Regions from separate parts of the Homo sapiens genome. Here region 2 is linked to region 1. The links are chromatin loops, found by intact Hi-C in ENCODE. Cell type or tissue: B cell. All regions are shown on one strand. Links, peaks and the distances in the headings refer to the core of each region. The heading gives the core; the rest is flanking DNA. Region 1 has its middle 11 kb from the start of FMOD. Region 2 holds the start of LOC124904487 (a long non-coding RNA gene).

What was found. A loop is a pair of places that touch in the nucleus more often than their neighbours do. Peaks named below come from ENCODE experiments on the same cell type or tissue, not always from the same donor. Only the 100,000 strongest peaks of a DNase experiment are listed, where the experiment ranks them.
Region 2: a loop joins it to region 1, with 3 times the contacts of the local background. A loop is called at or near these places in 9 of 110 quality-filtered maps.

The regions. Positions count from the first base shown.
Region 1 is chr1:203,354,547-203,370,167 of GRCh38, reverse strand. No RefSeq gene overlaps it. Among named protein-coding and RNA genes, the nearest start is that of FMOD, 11 kb to the right of the region's middle. In B cell, for the core only: no CTCF peak of the experiment used is centred there; a DNase peak (open chromatin) is centred at 8,117; H3K27me3 peaks cover 460 bases.
Region 2 is chr1:203,419,908-203,435,528 of GRCh38, reverse strand. LOC124904487 (a long non-coding RNA gene) reads left to right here and starts at 6,281. Exons shown (of 2, transcript XR_007066805.1): 1 at 6,281-6,451; 2 at 7,801-8,483. RefSeq lists an enhancer at 6,349-6,618. In B cell, for the core only: no CTCF peak of the experiment used is centred there; no DNase peak of the experiment used is centred there; H3K27me3 peaks cover 700 bases.

The sequences.
Region 1 (15,621 bases), core at 5,276-10,275:
ATCTTCCTCTAGTCATTGTTCCTTGAAATCAGGGCTCCACAGCCCTGTTTATCATTGTAGTCCCCATGCTTGGCACATAAGAGGCACTCAATAAATCTTGTGGGAAAAAATGAATGAGGGAACGAAACATTTATTGAGCACATACTATGTGCCAGACGCTGCAAGACCTTATGGATCTTTGAAGATGTGTGGACATAGTTCCTGCTCACAAAGAATGTACAATCTTGTTAGGAGGAACAGATGTACCCCCAAGAAGAGTGAGACCTGGAGGCATCACTGGCCTCCCATGTCACTGTAGGTCAGTCACTGCCCTGCTTCCTCTTTTCCTCCTGGTACAAAGGGTTTATAAGTTCTCTGAGGACACTCCCTATTCTCTTGTCTATTTCTACATAGAGACATCATTAAATGGACCCTGTGTACTCGTGGTTTGGAAGGTGGAGGAGCCAGGGAGAAGGACCTGGAAAGAACACTTCTCGCTGGTACTGGGATAGAATGGTGGTTGCACAGTGAGCAGGAGAGGAAAAATGACAAAGGCCCTGGGACCCTGGGGAAGAAATAAGAGGCTTCTCTGACAGCCAACCTGGGAAGATGAAATGCTGCTAGGGGGTTGATTTGTATGTCTTGGGCACCAGTCAAAGGCTGCTTTCCGTAGTCCTGTTATTTGAGGGGAGTGGGAGGGTGGAAGGAGCTGCCTCCTTATCGCTTCCTCTCCTTAGCCAGTTCTGCTGAGAGCCCAAAAACCCTAAGACCAGATCGTCAACCCCAGCCTGCTGCACAAGATTTGTTTAGGCCTTGCGTACTAATTGGCTCCACTCTGGTGCTCCAGAAACTTAATTGTGAGCCCATCACGACCTCTTCTGTCCTCAGATAGGAATGTGCACAGGCTTGTAGCAGAAACTGGGATTGCACAAGGGACAGGATGTTGGAGGGTGGGGTGGGAAATCCTGGGTGTTAAGCTTTGCCTGAGTTGATGCAAGGTCATCTTCTGAAGGATGAGATGAAGCAACAAAGTCAGGAGGCCCAGCCAGGGCCACAGAGGTCAAGGAGGCAGAGGCATCCTATGAATTTCCCTAGTGGAAAATCAGGTGTCAGGACACAGGGTGGAAAAGTTAATGGATCTCCCAGGTCCTTGCTATTTTCTTTTTCTTCTGATTGCAGACACTTCCCAAATGACTTGTCCAGGCCTGGCCAGTCCCTCAGCAGAGGCTGGATAGAAGAGGTTAGGGTGGAGAGGTCAGCATTGCCAACAGGACTCTGGAGCCCCAAGGAACCCAATCTGTGTTCTTTCCAGAATGAGTCAGAATAGGCTGCCACAGCAGGCAGCCTTGCCGGGTCACCATTCCAGGTGACCGGGGCCACAGCACAGTCCATGCATCCCCATCCTGGTCCTGTGCAGGTGGGATTGAAGGTGCTCAAGCCCAGTGCTCTGGGACTGTGCGTCACATCCCCTAGCTGTTCATGCCCCTCTGACTTCAAGCCCCAGGCCTGATAACTGGCTTTTTTCTGTTTTGCTCTTGAGCCCCAGTTCCTTATCCCATGAGGACCTAGACTTCTCCACCAGCCTTATAGTGAAGGCTCCATCCATTGAACCCGTTTCTGGAAGCTGTTTCTTCTCCTGGCCCTCCTGCTCTTGCCCAGGGACAGAAGATCCCAATTAGATATCCATGGTAGCCATTCTTAATCGATCACATCACTCTTTCCTGTTTTTTTTCCGCTAAAGCAAGACTTAAAATCCCCCTTGACACAGAGCTCCAGACAGCCACTACCAAACCATTACACCCAGCATGGGAACTGAATCCTATTTGCCATCTCTGCTTTTTCCATTTGGACCCCTCCCAGGCCCTGCAGCTGGGACCTCTAGCAAGGACTGCCCTCATTTTCCCCGCCCCCACCCCCGCGCCTTGCCCCATTTCACCAGGCTATGCCCCAAATATGGCAAGAAGCTCAAAGATGCTAATTATGACTTAAATTCATTTTTCCTTCTAATCTCAAAGACTTGCATTACTCTATCCATTTTAGGAAGAGGGAAATTTTGAGGAGCGAAGAATGTACAGGACTCTTATTTGACTTATGGTCCAAAGTTGGGGAAATAATCCCCTGATAGGCTGAGCAAAGTCCCAGAGTGTAACCAGAACCCCCAGCTACATCTGATTTCTCACCTACTAAAAAAGCAAAGCACATAAGCTCCATCTACCTTAGGGGCAATCCCAGTTTTCACTCAGCAATAAACTCTCATTTCACACTTCTTTCCTGCTGCTTGCTGCTAAGTACAGAGATGTCTATATATACATAACTACCCTTGCCCTAAATGGGCCCAAAGCCCACCCCCTGAATGTATGTTTGGGACACACTGACTTAATGCAGATCAAAGGCACTGGTTTCTTAAACCTTGTGTTTCAGAATCACCTGCAAGCTTGGTAACATATAGATTCCTAGGCTCCATCCAGTTCAAACCAAGAATCTCCTGGATAAGGGCCTGAGACTCTGTGTTTATAACTCCCTGGATCAGTAGTCCTTAAAGTGTGAACCCCAGCAGCAGCCACACCTGAGAACTTATTAGAAATGCACTAACAACTCCTCAGGTGATTCTGATGCAATTCCAGTCTGAGAACCTGTTGCCCTGGGTGGTCCTGGGTAGATTCAAGTTTGGGAGCCATTGATCCAAGGGACCCTGTAGAAGTCTGACTCCAGCTGTGGTCCCTTGACCCTATCCAGTGCAGCCCAAATGGTAGGGAGCAAACCCTGGGGCATCTTTAGTCTTCTCTAGGTGACTGGCCTGTTGAAAGGAAAAGGCTGGAATAGACAACTTCTCCAAGGCTGTTGATATACCTGGCAGCAGTTTCTGTTGGCCGCCAGAGAGCCAGCCAAGCAAAGGCCCTTCTGAAAGGCTCTATTCAAAGCTGTTAAATGAGCAAACAGAATCGCTTTTTTCCTTTCCCCTGCACCTGGAGCTGTGACCAGAACTGTTGGCAGCTGCAGCTGTGGCCCCACGAGAGGGCCGGGGCAAAAGAAGATCAATCCTTACCTGCTGGAGAGCTAGGCCCCTGAGAAGGGGCTGGCAAGAGGGTTCAGAAGAGGGAATGTACCCCAGATACAGGGCCAATTCCTCAGAGTGGGAAAACCCATTCCTTCTCTGCATCCCTAGCACAGTGCTTACATTCAGACAGTGCCTGGGAGGTGGGCTGTGCTGCATGCCCAGCAGACGGAGTCTCTAGGGGTCTCAGACTGTAGAGGACAGGTGGACAGGCTGACCACCCACAGACAATTCAAGATGGGAACCTATTCATGCCCAGTCTGAGTCAAGGCACTGTAGGGTTGCAGCTGTGGACCACTTCAGTTGCAGATAGAGCAGAGATTTGAATCTGCCCTGTCCTTCAAGGTCCACATCACATGTCCAGAGCAGGGCTTTGTGCTGCACTGACCACTGCCCAGAGGTAATGACATAGTCGTGCATCCTGTCTCAGGGCTCTAGCAGTCTAAATCATTTCCCCAAGGCCAGTACAAGTCTTGGTTTCTGGTTTCAACTACAGTTTATTTATTTAATCTCCCATCTTCTGATTCACTTGCGGACCAGGAATCAACCCTCTGGTATTCTATCAAATCATAAGGCTTTTACTATATCAAACTTGAAATCCAGATGGACTGAAACCCATCACCACTCATGTTCCAGGAAACCATTCTTACCAGCCGTATGCTTGGGTAGCCTTTGTGCCCCTTCCCGGATCAATCTCCTTATCTGTAAAATAGAAAGATACCACCAACTTCACAATACCCTTCCATCACATTTCAGTCACTTAACAAAGCTTAATTACCTACTTACTTTCTCCTTTAAGTTGAGAAGCCAGTATGCAAGGCCACAAAATGGTAGAAGTGGGGTCTGAGTCTGGATTTTCTGTCGCCCTACATAGAATATCATGCTAGTAAGTTGAATTGTGTGCCCCAGAAAGATAGGCTGAAGTCCTAGTCCCCTGTGAATGTGACCATAATTGGAAATAGGGTCTTTGCAGATGCAATCAAGTTAAGATGAAGTCATACTGGATTGGAGTGTGGTGTCTATAAAGAAAAAAAAGGCAGGTTTGGGTACAAAGATACACAAAGAAGGCTATGCGAAGACAGAGGCAGAGGTTGGAGTGATGCAGCCACAGGCCCAGGAGCTCCAAGGATTCTTGGGAGCCACCGGACGCTAGGAAGAAGCAAGAAAGGATTCCTCTCTGAAGGTTTAGAGAAAGGGGCCCCGCCCGTATCTTGATTTCAGACTTCTAGCCTCTAGAACAGTGAGAAAATAGATTTTTGCTTTAAACTACCCAGTTTGTAGTAATTTGTTCCAGCAGCTCTAGGAAACGAACACTAACATTCTCCCCCAGACCTGAAGCACCACTGCTGACCTTTCTGTGGCTGGCCCCATTCCCATCGGCAGCCTTTACCCTCCTGCTGATCCCCAACTTTATCTGGCTCTACATAAAATAACACCATATTTCACATGTGAACCATTCTTTTGTTTGTTTTTTAGAGACAAAGTCTTGCTCTGTCGCCCAGGCTGGAGTGTAGTGGCACCATCATACCTCCCTGCAACGTTGAACTCCTGAGCTCAAGCGAGCCTCCTACTTCAGCCTCCCAAAGCGCTAGGGTTACAGGCATAAGCCACCGCACATGATCAGAGTTTAAAGGCTTTTTGATCTCATTTTATAGATGTGAAAACTGAAGATCAGGGAGATTAAGGTGATTATCCTGTGATACCATGACAAATAAGTGGAAGAGCAAAGACTGAACCCAAATATTCTAACTCTTAAGCCAAAGTTCTTTTTCTTTAAATTTTTTATTGTGAAGTGTAATAACACACATATAGCAATGCACAAACACAAATGTATAGCTCAAGCAAAGCAGCACAACCCACATAAACACCATCTAGGTCAAGGAATAGAATACTGCCTGCCTCCCAGTTGCCCCCCTGGCAATCACTCTCCATTTCCTCCTAACCAAGGTAACCACTGCCCCATGCCAGGCCAGTGATTGGACGACGCATCCCATTTCAACCTCTGTGTCACTAAGAATCATTGGAGGCAGCAGTAAAAAGATGGAAGCCTGTATATGTACTGGGGGAACCCCCTGCTCTCCTTCCTTTAAGGCTCAGGATTTCCCTGAAGCTAAGCCTCTCTAGGGCTCTTCCCCATCGCTTTCTTTAGAGACGTCAAAACAAAACACAACACACAACTCTTCACTGGTCTTGACACTTTCAGAATTGTAAAAGCTGGGAGTGGCTGACACATTTTTTTTTTTTTTAAGCAGTAAAACCATAGACTTTGAACAAGAAGGGAGGGAGGAGATCAGAAGGTAGACCCCAGGGCTGGGATCATGGATGGTTAAGGAAACAAAGCAATAATTATCAAGTCCCTGAGAATAGCCTGTCCACCACATCCCCCTCCCTTCCTCCTACCAGAGACATCTCTGCTATACCAGCAGGGGTAAGCAAGACCCACAGGAGTTTAGTCTAATCTTGCCTAGAGGCAGGCGCAAGCCACGTGGCTTCTTGTCGCGCCTTCCTGTCTGAGTTTGTGATCCCTCTCTTCGCCAGGAGTCTGCGCGCCTGCTGTCAGTATCAGAGGATAGATAAGGCAGGAACAGGGGAGAGTAAGAAAACAGGGGCTAGTCAGAAGGCTCCAGCCAGGATATTGAGCCATCATTCCCTTGCCTGACTTCTGGAAAGTCACTTAACGCCTCTGGGCTGCAGATCCTGCCCTCTGAAGCGAGGGCAACGGGTCAAGTCCCTGTGGCAACACTGATGCAGACATAAGATGCTCCCCAGGTTCCCAGATGAAGAGAGAAAAACAGAAGGATCCTTTTGTAGTGGCAAGCCTCCAGCTCACACCGCCCCTGGCTGCCTCAGTGGAGACTCAATGCAGCTACTTCTGCAGATGCACCCACAAGGCAGGAAAGTGAGGGTCTCTGGAGGGAGGACAGGAGCTGGGGGAAGTGACAGCTCAACAGATGTCGATTACAATCAATGCCACTCTCTATGTGCTGGCAGGCCTGCAGCAGCCAAGGCACTGGAAAAAGGCGAGATCATTACAGGACTGGATGCAAAAGCTATCTCTGCTCAGTTGTCCTGTCTGTTTTCCTTAAGCCAGAGTGGGTTAGATCTCTAAGCCCATGGGGAAATTCATACTACCAGGGCTGTTTTCTGGAAAAAAAAAAAAAAAAAAAAAAAAAAAAAAAAACTATGGCCTGAGTTCCAAGAAGACTGGCCTTATGGGCTAGAAATTGGAAGCTTTCCATTTAGTTCTGATATCTGCTACTTAGAGTGTGCTTGAGCAAGTCACTTCCATTCTTAGTCTCAGTTTCTGCACCTGACAATAGTAACAATTTTTAATTTATTGAGCACATATTATGTGCTAGGTGATGAGCTGGATGCTTAATATGCATTCTCTTTAATATCTGTCCTTTCTACCTCACGGAGATGCTGTGAGGATCAAATAAAAAATATATTTCCTCAAAAACTTAACAGAATTACCAACGAACCAACAATGCTACTCTGAGGTATACACCCTCAAATAATTGAAACAAAACAAGCCACTCAAACACTTGTTCATGAATGCTCATAGCAACTTGACTCTAATAGCCAAAAGGTGGAAACAACCCAAATGTCCATGACTGTATAAACAAGCCATAGTATATATGGACAATGGAATATTACTCAGCCATAAAAAGGAATGGAGTACTGATACATGCTACAACCTGCATGTCCCTTAAAGACATTATGCTAAGTGAAAGAAGCCAGACACGGAATCCCATGTTTTATGACTTATTTTATATAAGATATTCAGAATAGGTAAATCCATAGAGACAGAATAGATTAATGATTGCCAGAGAATCATAGGGTGTACTTCTGGAGTTACAAAAAAGACTTGAAAATAGAGAGTGGTGGTGGCTGCACAACATTGGGAATACACTAAATACCACTGAATTGTACACTCTAAAACTGCTAATTGTATGTTATGTGGATTTCACCTCAATAAAAGATAGAAACATCTGTCTCTGTGGAAGTTTGCGCACTGTTTAAAGTCATGGCTCAGGAGCACAGTTTCCATGTGGAGCACCCTCTGCAGCTTGTCTGGCTTTTTTGGTTTTTGATTATTTACAAATAAATAACTGCCAGCTAACTCATTCCTCTAAAATGAGAAGGAATGGGGGCAGCTTGCCTTAACTTTCCCACACAAGCATATTGCAGCCATGCTCCACTACATATGGTTGAATTCAGCCTCCTGGGTCAGTGTTGTTGCCAAACTGCACAGGCATATGTTACCCATGCATACACTGATGTGCCCACAGACTGTGGTGCTCAGGAGCACACAGTTCCCACAGGGAGGCCCCTCTGCAGTAAGCAAATGTGCCTGAGAGCTCCTAATTGGCCCATCTCAGGCAATGGAGGATTATCAGTGAATATGATGAGTTTCTATTAACACCGAGCCACTTCATACACAGCAGTGCTTCATCAGGGCTCCAATAAAGGCGAGACAGGCTCCAGAGACAATAGCAAGCAGCAGGCCAGTGGAGAGTGGGAGGCTGCAGAGGCAGCAGCCATAATGCATTATGCAGGTGGCATTTGCTTTTAGCTAATTAATAGTGTGCCACACTCCCTGGCTCCTTCTCCCTAGCTGATCTCCAAGCTGATCTCCACTCCTGCCTCTCTTCAGGAGGGTCCCTGGAGAAGCAGGGATAAGGAGGGGAGCCAGGGCCTTGTAGGGATGGATGTGCACCATGGGAAGGAGGGGTGGCTGAATCATTGCTGCTCTCAGCACTCTGGGACTGGTATCCTCCTCCGCTGATTGCACTGGGTTTTATACTTTACATAAAGATCCCAGCAGGGCTGAGCAGACAGGGCAGTGTAGTGCTGTTCCTGACTCATCAGGCAAAGGCTACTTTTTTAGACTGCCAAGGAGGAGGAGTCATCAGGTCTCCTATATTCATCCCCCTGTCCCTCCTCAGGACACAGAGGTCTAGAAGGCATCTGGTTACCAACCTCTGGATCAGCTGCCTTGTTGATTCTGAGGTCACAGACCCTAATGAACCTAGATAAATTGAACCAGGTGACCCCTTTGAATTGCAAAGCTGAAAGAGGAAGTGAGTGCATGCCACTGGGCTCTTTTGCCCTGGGTTGGCGCTGCAGTTACCACACGAACTGCCAGAGGCCCTGCCAGCAGCACTCAAGGTTCCCTCGACCTGGTGGCCAAGCCCACTCAATTCCCGGATGCCATGGGCCTTAGACGATGGCTCCTTCGTGTCTCCTTGCATTTTTCCCAGGCCTGGGAGGTACTGAGGCTTCATGAGAAGCTCCTGGCAGCTGACGGCTGTACCAAACTCAATGGCTGCCATGTGGTTGCCTCAATCATGGCACAGACAGGGGTCTGGATGAGGTTTTGTGGGAAAGGAGAGGGAGCCAGTACAAGCCATTCAAACTGCTTGACCCATCGCCCTCTCCTACACATGTAAAAGGACACACATGTGCACACACACACACTCATCTCTGCATACAGAATACAGAAGAGAGGAGAGAGTTTGTCAGAGGTGGTCCTCTGTAGTTGGAGTGGCATCCAGCTTAAAGCCGGGAGAGAGAAGAAGACAGGCGGAAAAAAAAAAAGAAAGAAAGAGGAGGAGGGAGATGAGGGAGGGAAGGGAAGTAAACATGAAAGAAACAAGAAAGAATAGGAACACAATCTGACTTGCCTTTACCTACAGCCAGCAGGTGCTCCTTCCCATCCCTTCCTCTATGTTACATTAGAAGAGGGTCTCACACAGCAGAGAGGACACTAGTTAAAGCATCAACTTTGTCCCTGCACCCCAGTCACTTCTTCCACTTACTTAAAATGCTGGCTGATGATATCCCCACACATCTCTGAGCCTCCACGGGGCTCCCAGTCTAGGGTTGCAGACACAGGTCTCTAAGGATAACAGTATGATTAGGCAAGCACATGTCCCAGCTACTAACCTTTCAATTCTTTATTTCCTTCCAAATAAAAGCACTTGCTCATGTCAAATCCCAATAATTGGTGACGCTAGCTCCTCTCCTACAAATCCACAGTAGCCAGCTGCAGACCACGGCCTTTCCGACTTAGAGGATCGCCTCCTGCTCCCCGCTCCCTCCCACTCCTCACTGCCTCCTCCTCGGCTGCCTTCCTAGTCATGCCTGCGGCTCTCTTCCCTCCTGTTGAGGCAAGATGGTGTGTCTGGCAGCTGTTAACTCAATGCAGTTTATCAAACTGCTATCTACAATATCCTAGGCATGGGTGCAGAGCTGGGGGAGCTGTTCCTTCAGTAATGTCAGTACAAACCAGGGCCAAAGTCAAAGAATTAGGCAAGAATACAGAAAGAAAAAAAAGGATAAAAAGGAAAAGCCCTCCTCTTATGTACCCTCCAGGTTTGGTTTCCATGGAAACCTGGTTCTGGTGGACAGAGAGGACAGGGTAAGACAGGCCTGTTGCAGTAGGTAGGGTGGGTCCTGCTATGACCCACCACGATCCAGCGGGAAGCTGGATGTCACATGGAGACCCCAGGAGCAGATCTGTTGGAGTTGAGGCTTTCTGGGAGAGCTCTTTTTCAACTCGCATTCCCAGGTGGGGAGAGCTGACTCTTTCAGACAAGTATGGGTTGTAATGCAGGTCTCAGGGCAAATGCTGAGCGCCTCAGGGGCCACCTCTTTCCGCCATTGGTGAGGAGGGATCCTTGGCAACAAGAGAAGCATGGATGGTGAGGGATTGGCAGCAGCTGTGAGAAGCCCGGGAGAATCTTTCTGTATATTTCCCTGAGAAGGATCACTGACAACAGCTCCTGGTGGCCCTCAGGCAGGTGTTGTAGTCGAAAGAACCCTGACTTTGGTCCCAATTTACTCTATCCATTAGTTTATTCATCCATTCATTCATTGGTACTATATGCCAGGTACTGGGCTTGTGTTTAAATCTCAGTTCATCAAAGATTCAAATGATTAATTGAGGCTGGGCACAGTGGCTCACACCTATAATCCCAGCACTTTGGGAGGCCAAGGCGGGCGAATCCCTAGGTCAAGAGATCGAGACCATCCTGGCCAACATGGTGAAACCCCATCTCTACTAAAAATACAAAAAATTAGCTGGGTGTGGTGGCTCGCACCTGTAGTCCCAGCTACTCCAGAGGCTGAGGCAGGAGGATCACTTGAACCCGGGAGGTGGAGGTTGCAGTGAGCCAAGATTGTGCCACTGTACTCCATCCTGGCGACAGAGCAAGACTCCACCTCAAAAAAACAAAACAAAACAAAACAAAAACAAATGATGAATTGATTTAAAAGATTGAAATGATGTAGGTAGAGGACCTAGTCTAGAGCCTTAAAAAATATTCATTCCCTCTTCCAGTTCTCCAGAAAGAAGTCACCTCCTTCTAATCCTACACCCCACACCCCAGTGATCTCCTTAAACCAGAACACTCTTGCTCCTAGAAGATGCTATTTCATTGAAGTTAATGAAATGGGGAGCTGGAGAAAGAGGGGCCAATGGAGAGAGGGGTAGGTCTGAAAAAAATGTAGCAGGCCAGATAGAAATGCCTTAAGGTGGTGAAGTTTGAGAACTTTGAGGCTGGCTGCTGGCAGCCAGATGGGGGAGAAGCAAATTCTCCCACAGGGTGTGTTTCTTAAAGTGATTGGAAATTTAAGAAGTAGGAGATGGGGGAGGGAGTGAATCTTTCTGTATCTTGATTGAAGATCAAAACAATTTCTATTCTTGCAAATTCCCTTAGAAATACAGCCTCATAGGGATTGGGAAAGGAATTTATTTCTTCACAAAGCTTACCAAACAGCCTGGCTGGGAGCCATTTGGCAGTTTTCTCAGCAGGAAAGTTATGGAAGAAGCAACAGTGCCCCCCAAGAAGCTGCAGCAAAAGACATAGGGAGATGGGTATGCCAGTTCCTGCCCCAGGGAACCCTACAGCCAAGGTGCTTTCCCAAGATGCAAACAGACAGCTCTCTGAGCTCTCCCTCCAGTGGCTGAGGACCTTACCAGCCAAGAAGAATAGCCTAAAACTGTGCAACTCAAGTTGGGACAGCTAGAAGTTCATAAAACCCCAGAGAAGCATGATGGGTCTAGAGCACCATTTTTATTCAAGGATCTCTGGGGAGGCAAGGAAATTCTGTTGAAATAAACACTAATATTTGGTAAGATAAAATGCAAACTTTGCATGATTTGTTAACGTCAAATGTGAGATTTTGTCTTGAGCGGGCTGCTTTAGATTATGCCCCTTGATCACCTGGAGGTACACAATCATCCTTCTATCCCTTTCTGGTTATTTCTTAAAGAAAAGTTTGAACAACCCCTCTTTTCGGAGCTAGATGTTTAAAGATTATTTTAGAGGTCATTGTGTCCATCCCTCACCTCTGGATAGCACTCTCAAACCTGGCTACAGACTAAAATCATCAATCAATCAATAAAAAGGATGCCAGGCACCGTCTGCAGAGATTCTGACCTGGAGAGGAGCCTGGGTGTGGGTGTTTTCCAAAGCTCCCTGGTGGTTCTGATATGTGGCCGGGGCTAAGAACCATTCCTCCTTTATTTAGCTGAGTGTGGTGGCATGCACCTGTAGTCCTAGCTACTTGGGAGGCTGAGGTGGGAGGATCATCTGAGTCTTGGAGGTTGAGGCTACAGTGAGCCATGATTGTGCTACTGCACTCCAACCTGGGAGACAGAGTGAGACCCTTTCTCAAAAAAAAAAAAAAAAAAAAAAAAAAAAAGAGGGGGGAGCGAGAGAACCATCCCTCTTAAATGGAGGGCTGTACTGTCAGAAGCTTAGACGCTTTGGGTCTGTTAAATCCCTACTTCTGTTTTGTCTCACAAATGTCAGGTATGTCCTCTCTTTTTTTTTCCAAGCTGCCACCACCTACATTCCTACTAAAATAATCTTCCCTTCGATTTTTCGATAGATTAGGACATAGGGTCCTCCTTTCTACCCACCAACTAGTCTCTGGACAAACACCCAAGGCGAGCATTTTCTAAGCATCTAGCCTAAGCCAGATGTATGCTGGATACTTACAATTGTTTCACAACCACCCACTGAGATAGGTGTTAGTCATCCCTACTCTACACATAAGGAAACTGAGGACCAAAACAATTTAGGAAATGTTCTAGATTTCCAGAATTCAAAACCTTTCTGTCTGACCCCAAATCCACTCCCTTTCCAAGACAACAATGATACATTGGCTTTCCTAAATAGATCCCTCTTTTTAAGAGGTTTTCTTTATTTTAAAAAATTGTCTAACTGTTGCTTTACCATAAGGACTATACACAGGCAAACAGACAATGGAAGAAACTAGAGTTAAAGAAATCTCACACATTACTAGGGGTCATTATTCTGGGTTTTCACTGAACTCCAATGGAACTAGAATCCAAGTTCTTAGACCTTTGGATGGGCACATGGGATATGTCACGCTTCTCACCTTGAAGAAATGTCCCCACCCATCCCAGGTAGGAGCTACCCTGTCTCTTTAGCTCCAGGGAATTCATAATGATGCTACTGCTTAAGTGGTATTCTTGGTCAACTCTTCCCCCAACTCCAAACTTGATTTTTAAACTGCTAAGACTCAGGACATCTCTTCTGGGATGCTTTGTACTTGGCTCTTGGATGCTGACCTTTTCCATGACCCATTGTGATATGGTCTGGCTCTGTGTCCCCACCCAAATCTTATTTTGAATTGTAGTTCCCATAATCCCCATGTGTTGTGGGAGGTATTTCATGGGAGGTGATTAAATCATAGGGGCAGTCCCCCCATGCTGTTCTTGTGACAGTGAGGCAGTGAGTGAGTTCTCACGAGATCTGATAGTTTTATAAGGGCTTTTCCCCTTTTACTCGGGACTTCTCTCTCCTGCTGCCACATGAAGAAGGACATGTTTGCTCCCTCTTTTGCCACGATTATAAGTTTCCTGAGGCCTTCCCAGCCATGTGGAACTATGAGGCAATTAAACTGTGAGTCTTTTCTTTATAAATTACCCAGTCTCAGGTATTTCTTCATAGCAGCATGAGAATGGACTAATATACCCTGTGTAAGTAAGATATTTTCCTATATATCCCCTGAAGATATTTTTCCATAGCTGTAGACAGTTCTGTACCAACCCTGCCCTGCTCTCTTGCTCTTGTTGGGGGTTTGATGATTCCAGTCATCAAAAGTCCTGCTCTACCCTTGGCTAGCTTCTCTCTGGTTTAAGTTACCAAAGTAGATTTACTTGCCTCTAGTGAAAGCTAACTTCTTCACCTTTCATTTATTCAAGTAAGGGTTAGAATGGGCCTTCTACAGGCCAGCACTTGGCCAAGCACTGTGCTAACTTTTGAAGGCACAATGACATTGCCTCTTTCCTCAGGGAGCTTCCAATCTATTAAAATAACCAAGAGTGGTTGCTGCTGAAGGGCCATCACATGGCAGCCCCTCTGCTAGAAGCCTTTATTCTTTATCTCATTTCATCCTCCCAATGGCTAACGAGGTTACGGTTATTGTCCCCATTTATGAATGAGGACACTGAGTCTCATTGATACTTAAGCAATTAGCCCAAAGTCACAGAGCTAATCAGTGGTAGGGCTGGAATTTGAGCATATAACTACGTTCCAAGCCCATGCTTTTTCCTCTACACTGGAGATTCTATATAGCATAGTGGTTAGAAACTCAAACTCTGGGAACAGCCAGACTTAAGTTTAGAATCCCAACTTGGCTATTTAATTACTATCCAATGTTGAACAAATTAATTAGCTTTTCTGAACTTCAATTTCCTCATCTGTAAAAATAAGGTATGATAATACCTATCTCAGGGTTGTGGTGAGAATCTCAGAAATGATAGCTGGTATTTCAGCTAACTTAGAGCTAAACTATTTTAGAGCTAATATCTAGGACTGGCATTTTAGAGCTAATATCTGGGTCTGTTCTCCCCTGCAGTCATGTAATTTCCTTAATAGCATCCTGGGAGCTGGTCTGTCTTATGTTGGTTTCTTCCAACAGCCCTCAGCACAGTCTGAGGGACACCATTAGTTCTTGGCTCATTTGCAGAACAAAGGTGAACATCATGTACAGAGTCACTGAATGGCCAAATCCTCTAGCCTTCAGGTTTTAATTTATCCCCTCTGCCTCCTTCCTTATTCAGGTATCTCTCCCTGAACGGCCCCCCTTTCCTGACTCAAATACACTCATACCTTCTAGAAAGTGGTCTTCTGGGATCCATCATGTCATCATCATGTTAACAATATCAAGCATGCAGTAAACACACAGTAAAAATAAGAGATGCTATCCATTAAAAGAGAAAGGTTGTTCTCTACCTTCTTTTTAAGCAGCTTATTGCTAAAAGGAAATTATAAGCCCTCAGGCATCTTCTAGAACTTGGAAGTTGAGGTCTTTCTCCTATTGCAGTTCAAAGAAAACAAGTCTTTCTCCAGCTCCAACATCTTCATGGCTCTCATCCTTCTGGAAAGAGGACACTCTCCATGATGAGGACTTCTAATGGCCCTTTGGTGCCAAGGGAATAGGAGAAAATATCTCTCTTGGAAGCTTTGGGACACCATTGTTGGGTGCCAATGTAGCCAAGAATTTCCATTGAAACATCAGACTAGGAAAAACTCCCTCGCTGGCGTCAAGAGTTTTCAGGATGGGCCAGCAGCGGGGTCTGGATTATATAATATCGCCATGGTCATCTTTCTGCTGACCTCTGTATATTCAATTCAAGAAATCTGGTTGGGTGGGTTTTCAGTCACACCCTCTTGCCCTCCACCTTCCCTGAGTTATCTGGGATCAGAGGCTGGATCATAAAAACAAGGGTTGTTGAGTCTTGTGGGGGATGAAGAGGAAGAAAAGGGTTGGTGGCCACAAGAACGTCACTGTGTCTTTGCTGGTGGGAACTTGAGTCAGAAGGGACTTCATTTCTCCCAGACAGGGTGGGTCCAGCATCAGAGGCAATGAGCTTTGCCTAGTGATTGTGGCTTAACCTGTACTTTTCTGGGTAGGGAGGAAATAGCAGTGGCCTGAACCCCTGGAAAGTCTAAAGGTTTTCCTGGCCTGGTTGGTGGTGGTTTTTCCACCCAGCATTGAGTACTGAAGACAGACATACTCTGTGGGGAGCCAAAAATACAATTCCTTTCATAACCCTTTACTGATTGCCTACTAAGTGCCAACGCATTGTGTGCCCAGCTGGGACAGGGGCTACAGAAATGCATGACATTGCCTTTCTCTTTAGTTTATTTTCAGTCTAGTGACTGCATAGTGCTGGCTAGACACCCCCTAGAAGATACTGGTGTCCTCCTTCACATGTGGACTCCCTCAGCAAGCAATCTGGTGGACATCAATATCTCATTCTTGGCTTCCCATGTTGAAGGCAAGCTCTGAGGGCCTAGATCCAGGAACCAGGCAAACAAAGCAGCAGTGGCCAAAATGGAGGTAGAAACCTCCACTAAAGGTTAGAGAAAAGAACTTTTGAACAGTGGGTGGTTCCCTGAAACTCTGCCTTCTGACCTGGTCCCAATCATCCCTTCCATCCTTCCTTCATCCCAGGCCTGCCTTGGAACAGGATGGATAGCTAAAGACCTGGTGCACATCTCACCACTTTAGAAATGGCCAAAAAACCCCATGGAGATACT
Region 2 (15,621 bases), core at 5,040-10,039, 66 kb before region 1:
GGAGACCACCCCCATAGACAGCGGTGCCTTCTGTTGCTCCAGAGAGGAGACTTCCAGAAGCTTCCACACGCTGGCCTCATACTGAGGTGCTTGAGAACATGGACTCTGGTTCAAAATCTGGCTCTGCCCTCTACCAACTGTGGTACCTTGGCCAAATTCCTTAGCCTTTCTGGGTCTCAGAGCTAATACCTACCTCACAGTGTTGTTAGGGTGACTAATTGAGTTTTTTTTTGTTTTGTTTTGTTTTGTTTTGTTTTGTTTTGTTTTGTTTTTTGAGACAGAGTCTCACTCTATCACCCAGGCTGGAGTGCAATGGCATAATCTCGGCTCACTGCAACCTCCGCCTCTTGGGTTCAAGTGATTCTCCCACCTCAGCCTCCCGAATAGCTGGGATTACAGGCAGCCACCACAATGCCTGGCCAATTTTTGTACTTTTAGTAGAGACGGGGTTTTACCACGTTGGCCAGGCTGGTCTGGAACACCTAATCTCAGGTGATTTGCCCACCTTGGCCTCCCAAAGTGCTGGGATTACAGGCGTGAGCCACCGTGCCCAGCCTAATTGAATTAATACTTAGGAAGTGCTTAGAGCAGTACCTGATATGTAGTAAGTCCTGTGTTAGCGTTTGCTAAATAAATTGGTCCCAGCTCTGAAATATGGGATTGCACAGCTGCCAGCTTATCTTGCAGGTCTGGATAGCCCTCACAGGCTCCCTAGACCTCTTCTTCTCCAAGCCCTTCATTTGCTCAGTAAATATTTATTGAGCACTTACCATGTGCCTCTGTGTTTGGCATTGGGTTGGCTGTGTGAACAAAACAAAATGGTCCCAGTGCTCATGGGATTTATTGTCAATGCACATATCAATACATAATGTCAAATCATGCTGTATACTACTAAAGAATCAAAAAATAAGACACTGCAAGAGAATAACAGGGCAAACCTACTTGGGGTGTTGGGGGCTAAGAAAGGTCTATATGGGGAAATCACCTTTGAGCTCAAATCTGAAGGATGAGAAGGAGCAGGTATAGGATTTGGGTGGTGGGAAAGAACATTCCAGGTAGAGGGACCAGCATGTGTGGGTGCCCTGGGCAAGCAGGGGCATAACATGTAGCAGAAATGGGAGGAAGGCTGATGTGGCTAGTGCCAAGGACTGAGGGGCTATGAGAGAAGAGGTGGACGGGGGTGCAGATTTAAGATGTGGGATCACATGCTAAGTAGAATGTAAAGGATGAAAGGGCTTTAAGCAGTGGAGTGGCATGATTCCATTTGGCTAGATGAGCCCATCTGGCACTCAGGTGTGGTGATGAGAGATTGGAGAGAGTAGTTAGAAGGGGTCTGCAGTGATCAAGGCGAGGCTTGCTGCTGCCTTACATTGGAGAAGTGGCCATGGGGATGGCTAGAAGTGGGTCAACTCGAGGTGTATTTTGGAGGTAGAAGGCGGGGCTTAGGATTGTGTAGGAAAGCTTTCAGGATTTTAGGGGGTGTTAAGCTTGCTGGGACTCAAGGAGCTGGCAATGGGTGGGTGTGGGGGAATGAATTTGAGGGTGGAATCTAGGATGACTCCCCATGTTGTAGGCTGGATCACCTGGGAAGATGAAGATGAAGAATTTAAGGAAAAGAGGGTGTTTCCTTTCTTCAGTATCCCTAAACACTCTCTTTTGAATAGGCTCCATTTTGCCTCAAATGAAGATATGAAGTGCTGATCTTCTTTTATTCTATGAAATGGAAGACTCCTGAAAATGGGTTCTCGTCAGCACAGAGTGGAGAATGACTGTTGCCCATCTGTTCTAAATTCCATGCTTCCATCCCATAGGGTTCAGGGTCTGGGTCCAGATTAATCCTGGCTGTACCACTTGCTAACCACAAGATCTTAGGTAAGTTACTTAAATCTCTCTGTGCCTCAGTTTCTTTTTCTGCAAAATGGGGATAAGGTAGTACTTCTCCCCTAGGTTATTTTGAGAATAGCATGAGATTGTGCTATACTGTAAATATTTGTATAGCTGAAGAGCCAATTTCATTTCTGCCACCTCCTTGAAACATACCATCCCTTAAGACCCCAAGAACTTTCCTGCATCTTCCATTTCTGAGTCCTGCCTTCATCATTCTGGGCTCACGCAGTTGAATTTTTAAACCCAAGTTCAGGGCCTGACATTTATCCCTGTTAAATCTCATCCTGTTAGATGCAACCGTTGGCACCTGTCAAATTCCTTTTTATTTTGATGAGGAAGAGGTAGCATGATGCATGCTAAGTTCATTTTTGTGGCCATAGAAACATTCATGGATGTTGCTTTTGCTGTCTTCTTGCCTCCTGGTGAGTGGCCCCTAGCCTGGGTAAAGGCAGAGGCCAAGTTGGGCTGAGATGAGGGAGGCGAGGAGGCTCAGCTTGGCCCAAGGGCGATCCAGCACAACCATCCTGGTTCCCGTCTCCCAAGTCAGGCGCTGGCTTTGAGTTCTGAGATGCTGGGCCAGAGAGACCTGTTCAAAGTCACTTCGTGGGTTGGCCAGTGACAAGCCTAAGGCACAGGCCATGGCCCAGCTCTCTGTCCACAAGGCCCCACCACTTTATGATCTGACCTCTTTCCAAACCGCCCTGTCACATTCCCTGACCTCGGATCAGAGAAGAATGTGGACTAGACATGTCTCGCTCCACACGGCCCTCCGGCCTCTCCACTCCCACAGAGTGTGTATGTACCCACATGCCTCTAAGGGTAGCACCCCCCAACTCCCTCCCCCTCCACCCACACACGTACTGTGTCTGTGCTGGGTGAAACAACACAGCCCCTTCCACATTGGTTGAGGGGGGGTTGTGCTCCGCCCCACTCATGCTCCTCCTCTGACCTTTCCAAGGTCTCTGTCCCCACCTTGGAACTGATCTCACAGCAGCAGCAGGTGGCTTTGATGTTTATGCTTAACTGCACGCATCACTGAGCTTTCTTCCTGTGGGATTCTCTCTTCCTAACTTCCTAAGGGCAGGTAGATCTCCACCTTAGGCCAAGAGCTCCCTGAGGACAGGGGCTGTGTATCCCATGACTTCTTCCCCTATTCTCCAAGCACCTACTGGGCTCAGTTCATGGGGGGAGCTGGACTTCAAGGTGACCCCAGCATTTAGCAAAGGCCCAGAAGGACAGCCAAACCTAGAAGCCCTGGGAAGCAATAGCACATTGATTCTGCATTCCTCCCGGATTCCAGGGGAGTGGAGGTGGAAAGACACCCCCAGCCAGGCACAACAACGTGCCTTTGGTACCAGCCTCTGGGACTGATGGACTCATTGGTCCAGTGCCCACCACCACTCGCCCTCTTCCATTAATGCACTCCTTGTTCACCATGTATGCTGCAAGGTATTTTTCCAGGCAGTAGTTTCTTGGGAGATTGAATTTCCCTAATAAGTAGCCTTGCAAATAACTCAGAGGGCAGGGAGAGAGAGGAAGCTATCTCTCTAGATTCTAACACTGGCAATCCACAAATTAACCCTCACTGGAGCAACCTGCTCAGACTAGAGAAGGGAAAAAAGGTTCCTTCTCTAGAAGGTTCCTTCTTTTGCTAGTTCCACATTTCTCACATAATTCTTGGTTAATTTTCTCTGCCAACCTGTTGGTATGCCTTGGAGAAGACTGGGGGAGAGAGGGACTGAGATGAAAGAGAAGAAGAAAAGTGGCTCACGCCTATAAGCCCAGCACTTTGGGAGGCCGAAGCGGGCAGATCACAAGGTCAGGATTTCGAGACCAGCCTGACCAACATGGTGAAACCCCGTCTCTACTAAAAAAATACAAAAAAAAAAAAATTAGCCAGGCATGGTTGTGCATACCTATAATCCCAGCTACTCAGCAGGCTGAGGCAGGAGAATCACTTGAACCTGGGAGACAGAGGTTGCAGTGAGTCGAGATCGCGCTACTGCACTCCAGCCTAGGCGACAGAGCGAGACTCTGTCTCAAAAAAAGAAAAAAAAGAAAAGAAAAGTACAAACACTTTATATTTGTATAATGCTTTGTATCTTTTCAAAGGACTTTGCCTCTATAAACCCAATACTCATTACATGCTATCAGTATAGACCCATCTATTCATCAGACTTTTAGTGAGAGCCTACTATGTGTTGGGCATTATGCTAGGCACTTAGAGGGATGTGATAGCAAATTAGACCTGGAGGAGATAAAACCTTGGATAGGGAGACAGAATAAACAAATGATGAGGATTTAAGGTGGAAAAAGGGGTAATGGGGATCAAAGGAGGAAAACACCAACCCTATAGTAGAGTAGAAATAGCAAGCACTTTACAAAGGAAATGATAGCTGAGCTGGGTTGCTTCTAATAGAGGAGGAAAGGAGGAGCCATAAGGAAGAGTTCTTATTTTGTGTAGCCCAATTCTCCCTGCAACTGATGCTTATCAGTAGAGAGTAACCAGCATGGTGAAAGGCCTAGAAATCATAGTGTACTGGGAAAGGGTGAAGGAAATTTGGAGTTTGAGCTGGAGAAGAGACTTGGAGACAAGCGACACCCTTGTCATTATTTGAAGGACTGATGGATTCATTTATTTATTTATAGACAAGGTCTTGCTCTGTCATCCAGGCTGGAGTGCAATAGTATGATCATAGCTCACTGCAGCCTTGAACTCCTGGGGTCAAGCAATCCTCCTGCCTCAACCTCTTGAGTAGCTGGGACTGCAGGTGTGCACCACCATGCCCAGCTAATTAAAAAATTTTTTTTTTGTAAGGACAGGGTCTCATTATGTTGGCTGGTCTTGAACTTCTGAGCTCAAGCAATCCTCCCACCCCAGCCTCCCAAAATGTTGAGATCTCAGGCGTGAGCCACCACACTCGGCCAGGACTGATGGAAATAAAGACAAAGTAGATCCTCCCTGTGACTCCAGTGGGGAGACCCAAGGCCACTGGGTGGGAGGAAAATATTTTAGCTCAAAAGAGAAAGACAACATGTGATGCAGTGCAGACAAAGTAACCAGGGGTGTTTTCCCCTTTCCCTAAGAGGGCATTTGGCAATGTCTGGAGACAATTTTGGTTGTCACAACTGGAAGGTGAGGTGCTACTGATATCTAGGGGGGTATCTAGCCAGGGATGCTGCTGCTACACATTCCACAGTGCACAGGACAATAACCCTCCACAGCAAAGAATCATCCAGCCCCAAATATCAGAGTGCCAAGGTCAAGTAACTCTAATGCAGTGGAAGAAGCCCAGGCTTGGGGTTCTAATCTCTCATACCAGCAGTGCCATTTACTAGCCTTGAGACTGTGGGCAAGTTACTAAAACCCTCTTGTTATCAGTGTCCTCATCTGTAAAATGAAAATAATAGAACCAAACAAAACCACCGAATCCCAAATTCAGTGGGTTCTTTCTGAATAGTGCCCAGCAAAGTCCCTGGTATAGAGAAGGTGCTCCGTAGTGCCTGTTATTAAAACACAAGGAAGATTTTATTTCCTTTTCATCAGTGAAACTGCCTAATAATTGATCAGAGTGCCAGAGAGGTTATGAGTTGTAATGAGTTTTCTGTACCTGGGAATGCTCAACTTCCTGCAGGGACGTTATAGAGGGTTTTCTGGAGTAGGTGTGTCAGTCACTTGGTCCTTCTATTCTGGCATTTTTCTAGAGGCGGATCAAGACATCTGCATTGCTTTTTTGTTTGTTTGTTTGTTTGTTTGTTTTGAGACGGAGTCTCACTCTATCGCCCAGCTAGAGTGCAGGGGCGTGATCTCGGCTCACTGCAACCTCTTCTGCCCGGGTTCAAGCGATTCTCCTGCCTCCGCCTCCCGAGTAGCTGGGATTACAAGTGCCTGCCACTGTGCCCGGCTAATTTTTTTTGTATTTTTAGTAGAAGTGGGGCTTCACCATTTTGGCCAGGCTGGTCTTGAACTCCTGACCTTGCTATCCACCCACCTCGGCCCCCCAAAGTGCTGGGATTACAGGCGTGAGCCACTGTGCCTGGCTGACATCTGCACTGTCATAGGGGATCGCTCAGAGTGGTGGGAAAAACTACAGGGAAAGGATGCAAAACTTCTGAAAGGTCAGAAGGTTCTGCAGAGCCCTGGGGGAGAATGACTGAGGGCAGCTGTTCTATAACCCTGAGGCAGAGGGCAAGGAGCAGGTACAAGGGAGTGTGGGGGATTTTATCTTAAACAAGCTTGTTATGTTGACCAGGAACTGACTTTTGATCATCTGCGCACATGAAGTTCCCTGAAAGGGGAACAATAAATGTTAATTACCTACAGGTTGTGTTGGCTCCAGGTTTTTGGCATTGTGCCTGCACTGAATAAAAGCAAGCAGCTCCAGTTCTCGGGGCTGAACTCCGGCCACTTGAGCTGCTCTTACACTGTATACCTGTGTCTGAGTACTCAGTTCATCCACCAGTCAGGGTCTGTGGGACAGACTAGGCAGGTGGTGCCCCGTGTGAGGAGCAGCGCAGTGGATCATGATGGAACCCTCGAAAATGAACGTGAAGTGACTGCGCAGTAAGTAATCGGTGCCCGCTGGGGATTTCCAAGTTTGAGGGGATTTTCCAGCTAGGGTTTCATCATGGGACAACAGTTATCCCCTCAACAGCAACAGTGTATTGAAACAATTGCCTAAAGCTAGCAGAGCCTCAGTCTCAGAGATCCAATTAAAGGACCTGATGCAAACTGTTGTTTTCCATAACCCATGGTTTCCAGAAGAAGGTACACTAGACCTAGAGCTCTGGGAACAAGTGGGAAGAAATCTTAAACGACGTGCGCAAGGGCAGTAGGTCCCAGTAACATCTTAATGTTATGGTCCTAATAGGGTTGCTTTGGCCCTGCTCTTCATAGAAGAGCCCAAAAAGATAAGGGAAGAGGAACCACTACCCACTTTAATGCCTCAGCCTCCCTCAGCCTTGCCGTCACTGGCTAAAGATACCAAAGAGGAGACGGAGGTTTTCCTCCCCCTCCCCCCAATGAACTGGGAAGAAGACAAGCGATATACTACAGTTATGGGACCCTGCCTTAGGCAAGCAGCATTGGAAGGGGAACTCTTGGCCTGCCCAGTGATGCAAGATCAACAAGGCAATTGGGTGCATGAGCCCATTACATTGAACACTTCTAAGGAAATAAGAAAAAGCATTAGAGAAAATGGGGCCACTAGCCCATTCACAAGAGGATTAATTGAGGCAATAGCAGATAACTACCATATGACTCCATGGGACTGGTCAGTGCTAGCTAAAACAACTTTAGGAGGCGAGTCAATACCCCCTCTGGAGGGCAGAATATGATGAATTGTGTGAACAACAGGCTAACCAGAATCAATTGCCTGGACAAAACATCGGCTGCTATGCTCCAGGGGAGGGGTCCCTATGTTAATGTACAACAACAATTAAATTTTGTCCCCCAAGCCTATGCACAAGTGTCCTTATGCATCTTCAGGGCTTAGGACCAAATTCCCGAAGGCAGAGTTCAACAGGGATCTTTTGTAAATGTTCAACAAGGGCCACAGGAGCCATTTATTGAATTTATCCATCAGTTAACCCAGGCAATTAAGAGCACACATGGAACATCGACCATTCCACGGGTATCTCGTATAACCCTCAAGGACAAGCCATAGTGGAACGTGCCCATTCCACGCTTAAAAATATGCTTTAAAAAAAGGGGGAATATGAATAAGGACCCTACAACACTACTAGCACAAGTCTTATTCACCCTTAATTTCTTAAATTTAGATAATAAATTTCAATCAGCCATAGAAAAGCACTTTGCTAAAACCTCCCAAGATACAAAGCCTTCAGTGTTATGGAAAGATGTAAATAGTAATCTATGGTGCAGTCCACATGATTTGCTAACATGGGGAAGAGGATATGCTTGTGTTCACATCCCCTCAGGTCCTCTTGGGATTCCAGTGCAATGCATCAAACCATACCATGGCATGGCTGGGACCCAATGCAGTACTGGAAATGAAGAATGTGAGCCTGTAGGACCCGCAGCCCCGGACAATGCAGCTTCCTCGGACAACACAGGTCCCGGATGGGGAATGTGAAATAGACAACTGGGGGATGCTAAATAAGACAACTCAGGAGGCTAAGTGAATCACAGACACCATTCACTCCAGATAATCTGTTCCTTGCTATGCTGTCTGTTGTACATTGCAACTCTTGTAAGGATGCAAAGCTGGAACACAAGCTGTAACCGCTGCACCTGTCAAACCTGTCGCTGCACACATCTGTACGCTTCAATCAACTAAACCTGATGCAAAAAACAGAAAAGGGAGAGATGTAGGGGATCACTCAGAGTGGTGGGAAAAACTATAGGGAAAGGACACAAACCTTCTGAAAGGTTGGAAGGGTCTGCAGAGCCCCTGGGGAGAATAGCTGGAAGCAGCTGTTCTATAACCCTGAGACAGAGGGCAAGGAGTAGATACAAGGGAGTGTGGGGGGAATTGATCTTAAACAATCTTGTTATGTTGACCAGGAACTGACCTTTGATCATCCCTGCATGTGAAGTTCCCTGAAAGGGGAACAATAAATGTTAATTACCTTCAGGTTGTGTTGGCTCCAGGTTTTCAGCATTGCACCTGCCCTGAATAAAAGCAAGCAGCTCCAGCTTCCCAGGGCTGCGCTCTGGCCACTTGCACCAGGCAGTCCTCTGGCTGCTCTTACATTGCATACCTATGTCTGAGTACTCATTTCATCTGTCAGCCGGGGTCTGCAGGACAGACCTGGCACATTGTAGCCCTAGCACCCCATGAATCGAAGGGATTGCACTTTTCCAGAAACCAAGAACTGATTGGATGGGGGCTGATCAAAGTGGTATTAGAACCTTACTCCCTGCCTCTTAAATAATGCTCTACCCCTCCTAGCCCCTAACTCCTTGGTCCTGGCCTTTAATAACATGTGAGAAACTGAAGAAGGTCCCCAAAAAGTAATGCGAAGGACACAGAGGTCAGAAGGGGACAGAAGAAGAAAGGGGAGGCTGAGGGGAGGCCAGAAGCCCCGTGACAGATGTGGAGCAAGACATTGACCTGTTGATCCCACCGCCTCAGAGGCCAGCAGGAAGAAATGAGCCGCACTGAGGAAAGTCCACACAGAAAGTGGTTCCCAAGGGAAGGTGAGGGATTCCATCTGGGGGAACAGAAATTAGAATCAGCAACCAAACATGAGTCCAGGTTCTGGGCTCAGACCCTCGTGGACTGCTATTGAGGCACAAATGACAAATCTAAACTGCTATGGAATGGCATGAATGTGGCGATTTGAAGTGTTCTGAAATCTAGGAAAGGGAAGTGGGCAAGCCCCATGGCAGGGCACTCAGAATCTCCAGGAGGCTCTTCTCAGAGAACAAACACCCCACATGAAAACCTATTTGAGAATTACCCACCTAAAATGATGCTGAAGTGTAACTGCCTGAGAATGTTAACAAAAAATGATTTAAACTGAAAAGGTTTTTCATTTTTAGGTGAAGAAACAGATTCAGAGAGGTAAAATGAATTGTCTAAGATCATAGTTAGTGGCAGAACTGGAACTGAAACCTAGGGATATATATTTGTGAAAAGTTTTTTAAAACAGCGTGGCTGAGAACCAACCAATCGCATCAGACTCTCCTGTGTGCCTTGGTAAAATGCAGATTCCTAGACTCCACAGAGCTAGGGAATCAGAGTCCTTGGGGATGAGCCTTGGAAATGTATTCTTTTTTCTTTCCTTACCAAGTTCCCAAGAGCTAGAAAAGGAAATGTATTCTTAATAAGCTCACAAGGTGAGGTGACTCATATGTACATTAAGCTTCAGAGCCAGCAGTTTAGATAGGTTTGCTGATGGTAGACAGATGGAGTCCAAGACCTCTGAAGTGCCTCCCAGTCAAGGAAGCTGGGAATCTATGATGTAGGTACAGCATAGGGTAGCTGCAGCCCCCTCCCCTCTCTTTGTATAGAGGTCATCTCAGGAACTTCCAGGAAGAGTCAAATAAAGAGCTGTCACACACCCTAGAGCTGGAATCTGCACCCTCCACACCAACCCCTTTGCACAGCCTGTCTGCTCTGCATGATCCTGCAGCTGGTTACTGCAGCCTGGAAGAGCTGAGACAGAGAAGACAGACGTGGGGAGGGAGAATAACAATAATAAACAGACCTTAGACAAGAGGCTGCTGCATGGATCTCATTCAGCTGTTTACTCAGGACAATAGGTTATCTTGCGGGGGTCTGTTTTGGCTTGAGTGTGCCCATCAGTCCAGGCCAGCAGGCTTCTGCCCTGTGCCTGTCATTGCCAGGCTGTCAGGAGATGTGTCATAGTTTGCTTTTCTCTGAATTCCAATCACTGTCTACTGTTGCAGCTGAACCTGACTTTTTCAGATGTTGCTCACTGTCTGCTGTTACTGGTCCCCCATCACCTGATCCACTGCACCACAGAGTATGAGTTTGGGCAGGAGGGCAAGTCCACAAACCCAGGCCATGCAAACTGCCCTGTCCATCCTTCCCACTAAGCTCCAACTGAACTAGATGACATCGTCTGCTCCAATTGGGCTGTTTCCAATTCCCCAAACACACCTGGCACCCTCCCATCCCACACTGAGATTTTGCTCTTGCTGTTTCCCCTGCCTGGAAGTCCTTCCCCACATCGTCCAGCATATTCTACTCATTCTTTAGGGCCATGGCAGACATTGCTTGTTGCATAACCTTCATCTCTTCTCCCCTTCTTCATTTACAGTCCATTGATTTTGTTTAAGGAAGGGAGATCAATATGCCATCCTAAAAATATTGCTTCCAGGCTCCCTCGTTGCTAGAAGTGATAATGTAACACAGTTCTAGCCAATGGGATTTATGTATTTACTTATTTTGGAGACAGGGTCTCGCTCTGTCACCCAGGCTGGAGTGCAGTGGCATGATCTCGGCTCACTGCAGCCTCAAACTTCTGGGCTCAAACAATCCTCCCACCTCAGCCTTCCAAGTAGCTGGGACTACAGGCACACGGCACCATGCCCAGCTATTTTTTAATATTTATTTTTATCTTTTAATTTCCTTAAAATAAAAAAGGAAGAGACAGCTGGCCTGTGTCTGGCATGTGTGTTTTGTTTTTCCCCTTCTTGCTCCCTGGAAAGTCTAAGCCTGGGGGTAGAGTAGCCAATTTATAACCAAGAGGATAAAGACCACATGTTAAGGATGCTGGCCTGGAAGACAGAAGGAGCCTAGGTCCTTCATGACATCTTGAGGTTTGCACCGTCCTATCTCCACACTTCTTATAACAAGAGACAAATAAACCTCTATTTGTTTAAACCTCGTAGTCAGGTTTCTGTTACATGCAGCCAAATGCAGTCCTAACCGATACAATGGCTTATCTAAATATATAAATTTATTTATTTATTTACTTATTTAAAGAGAGATGGGGGCTTGTTTTGTGGCCCAAGCTGGTCTTGAACTTCTGGGCTCAAGCAATCCTCCCACTTCTGCCTCCCAAAGTGCTGGGATTACAGGCATGAGCCACCTCACCCGACCTCTCCCTCCATTTCTAATCATCCTGGCTGGATAGGCTCCTTCCTCCCTCTGTGCTCAGTTTGCCCCTAATTCCTCTCCCAGGGCAGTTCTCTCTCTCTTTTTTCTTTTTTTTTTCTTGAGACGGAGTTTCGCTCTTGTTGCCCAGGCTGGAGTTCAATGGCATGATCTCGGCTCACCACAACCTCCGCCTCCCGGATTCAAGCGATTCTCCTGCCTCAGCCTCCCGAGTGGCTGGGATTACAGGCATGCGCCACCATGCCTGGCTAATTTTGTATTTTTAGTAGAGAAGGGGTTTCTCCATGTTGGTCAGCCTGGTCTCGATCTCCTGACCTCAGGTGATCCACCCACCTCAGCCTCCCATAGGTGGGATTACAGGCATGAGCCACCACGCGTGGCCAATTCTCTTTACCTACATGCTCATTGTATATTAGTCTCAGCAACTTCGATGTGAGCACCTTGAAGGAATGAGCCTTCCTCTTCCTGGTAACTCCTCACAGGAGCACCTGATCTTCGGAGATGCCTGGTAGAGATGATTGAAAAGAACTGATCAGCATTGGCCTCTTTCCCCCAAGATCTACCAGGGTCATAGCACTCTGAGGATTATTTTGTGATATTTCCCCCATGGCCTCTCCATCAACTGCCCATACTCCATAAGTTTGTCCCCTGTCCTCTGTCCAGATCTAGACTCCAGGGCAGTGAGGCACAAGGGAAAACTATCCTATCACCTCTTCTATTAATAGAAACAATTAGGAGAGCAGATGTAGCTTGGCCTCCTAAGGGTCCCTCCTTCTGCCCTCCTTAAGACTGTCTGAGGGGAAGGGCAAGTTCTGAGGCTTCTTTAGAACCCCTCCCCCCACCATAGACTCTTGGAGCAGACAGTGTCATCTGGCTCAGTCTCCAGCCTTCAGCCAGGAAAATTCTACAGCTTTCAGAGCAGACAGAGAAGACTCAGTATCTCTTCAACCATCAAGATGGGACAGACTGTAAGAGAGCCCTGGAGGTAAGATGTTGAGGCTGTTTCTAGGCTCGGTGGCAGGCTGCTTGGCATCATGAAGGGGTCAAGCAAGATGCTACTCTGGGATCTATGGTATGTCTCCTTGAAGGTATGTCCTCTATGTAGGACCAGGGCTGGAGGAAGTTCTACATGTTTGTCTTCCCAGTAATCTACAAGCTCCTTCAAGGAAAGGAATGTCTTATTCATATTTGTTTCTCCCACCTAACAGGGCACGTGGCACAAAAAAGATGCCAATAAATATTTGTGGGCAGAAGAGAGGAAGGGAGGCCTTAAGTAAACTCAACCAAATGAGTTGCTAACCAGGATGCAAGCCCTGTCCTTTCCCAGCTCAGCCCAATGTTCTGTTGTGGGACTCCTCTGGCTTCTCCCTTAACCCTTCAGGCCCTAACTCGGACAATACCTCCTCTTTTACTTCTCCCTGCCCTTTTGCATGTCAAAGCAGAATTCATCATTCCGTTCTCCAATGGAATATTGGATATTCCATTACAGCCTTTAATCAACTGGATTGATAGTCTCTGCCTCTTCCTCTTCACCAATAGTCAGGGATGCTAGAGGGAAAGGCTCAGAGCCTGTTCCTCAGACTGGATGCGAGGACCTCCAGGTTACTTGCAGATAACAAAGGTCGCACAGCAAGGTAACTGGGATGAAGGTTGAGGTTAGACAGCTCTTTCCTGGGGTGAGGACGGAGGAGGGGTGAGTGGAGGAAGGTTGCCTTTGAGGAGGGCTGGCAGGACAAACGAGGCTTCTTTAGACCAGTGGGAATGTGCCATCTGGACAGGCTTGTTTTTCCTAAAACTCGTGAGGCAGCTCTTGGCACCAGAAGTCAGAACTGAGCCTGGGAGCAGGATGGAAAAGGTACCTATGCTGTCTCACCTGGGGCTCAGGGCTCCAGCATCATGGAAGGTAGAGTTGGACCTCTGGGCTCTCCCAGGCCAGTGGCTGCTGTAGGGCAACCCTGGGTCACTCCGAGTCCTTAAAAGTAATCATGGGGACCTGAGAGACACTTTCAATTTCTCCAAAGAACTCGTGGAATTTTCATCATATGGTAAGATTGAATAGGCTAAAGTAAATGGTTGCTTTTCTTTGCTTTTGGCTAGAATTATATCAACACAGTGTCCTCATGGAAAAATAAATTATTTGATAAATGCAGTTTGGTGGGTACAATTTTTCAAAATATGGGATCCTTCTTTTTGATGTTAAAAAAATTGGGAACCACTGGTTCCCCCAAATCTTTCTTTCCATAGATGAGAAGCATGAGGCCCAGATAGGTCACGCAGCAGGTCAGTAGCAGGCCTAGGGTTAGGACCAAGTGAACTGACCCTAGTCAACTGCCCTCTCTGCACACCACATGCTTCTCTGCTTTCTCTTGTCTTCATCATTCTTACTGAAGGGGGAGTCCTCTGACTCTGCCACCCCAACACCTACTGCTCTCCAGTGGAACTTCTAATGGAGTCTGACACCCATGTGTTCTCTGGGGTGCCCCACTGAGCCCCAGCATCTACTGCTATCAATATTATGTCCATAGCTGCCAGGGGAGTGGTGTCCCTATGAAAGAAAGGAGACATCCAAGATATACCCCTAGGGGATACATCAGTCAGATTCATATTTAGTTATGGGTAAAGGAAATCTTGACAAATTGTGGCCTAACCAAGAAAGTTCTTTTCTTCCCTCCCCTTCCTTCCCCTTCCCTCCCCTTCCTTCCCCTTCCCTCCCCTTCCTTCCCCTTCCCTCCCCTTCCCTTTCTTCCCCTTCCCTCCCATCCCCTCCCCTTTCCCCCTCCCCTCCCCTCACCTTTCTTTCCTTTTCTTACCATCCTTTCTACCTTCCTTCTCTCCTCCCCTCCCCTCCCCCTCCCTGCCCTTCCTTGTTTCTTTGTTTCTTTGTTTCTGTCCCTTCCATGCAACAAGAAGTCTGGGGGTGGGCAGTCCCGGGCAGGTACAGCTGCTCAAGGAGGTCATTAAGGTACCAGGCTCTTTCTCTTTTTCTGTTCTATCATCCTCAGTGTTTAGCCTTTCTCCTCATGTTTGCAAAGTAACTGCTAAATTTCCAGTCAAGAAGAGGGTGAAAATGGTCAGGGAGAGGGAAAAGCCCACTGCTAGAAGGCCTTGGCTCTGATTATTCAGGAAGGGAAGGCCTCCTCGGGGATAGCTCCCCCTCCCTTTGAGTAGAACTCATCTCATGAACATCACTAGCTGCAAGGGACACTAGACATTTAAGCATTTTCCTTTCCAGCCCTTATACTAGAGGAAGGTAATATAGAAGAGGATTGAAATGGGGTAGACAGAGCCAACATAAATACGCACATCTCCCCTGCGTCCTTACCCATCCTCCTCTCCAGCCTTGCTGTTACAAGGAGAGATGACTGTGGGCAGCCAATCTTTCCACTGGTGCTATGGATCCCATGCCCTGTCACCTCCTCACCTCTGTTTCCTGTATCTTCAAACTTTTCTGCTCTCTTGGATCTTATTCACTTTTTAATATGTTCTTAAATCATTCCCATGTTAAACAAAGTCAAACAACTCTTGGAGCAGTGACTTAGAGGACTTATAGAAAAATGCTGGGAACTAAAATTGTGTTTGTCAGCATTTGCTGACCTTCAGTGAGTTGCTGCAAGACAGAGACAATCATCAGTCATGCTAGGCCACAGGAGAGCAGGAAGGACACAGTTTACAGTTTCATCAAAAGGCCCTTTATGACTGTGGCCAAAGATTCAGGAGCTCTGAGGGTCAAAGATTAGTGTCCCTTGCAGACTACAAATCTGAATATGGCTCTTCTCTTGAATGACAAAACGCCACTCTGTTAGGCTTTTGTTTTTCATCTTTAAAATGGGGACAATAATATACTTGCTTCAAAGGATAATCCTGAGGATACAGTGAAATAATATACCCAAGAATGGCTTATCTTATAAAAGATAAACTAAAGCAGAGCTGGGGGTAAGAGAGAAACCCAGCCTCCGTGTGTGAGTGCTACGTGTTCTTATGCCAAAATTCAGCCCCATCCCATGTGTGTTCTGCTGTGTGACCCAAAAATGTCCTTTTTCTCTCCTTAACCTTGTTCAGGTTACATTTCTTTCTGTGCAACCCAAAGCATCCTCTCTAATAAACTCATCCATTCCCATGGCCTCCAGTGACACTCAGGTCCATCCCTATAGCCCAGACCTTTCTCCTACACTCCACAGCCATC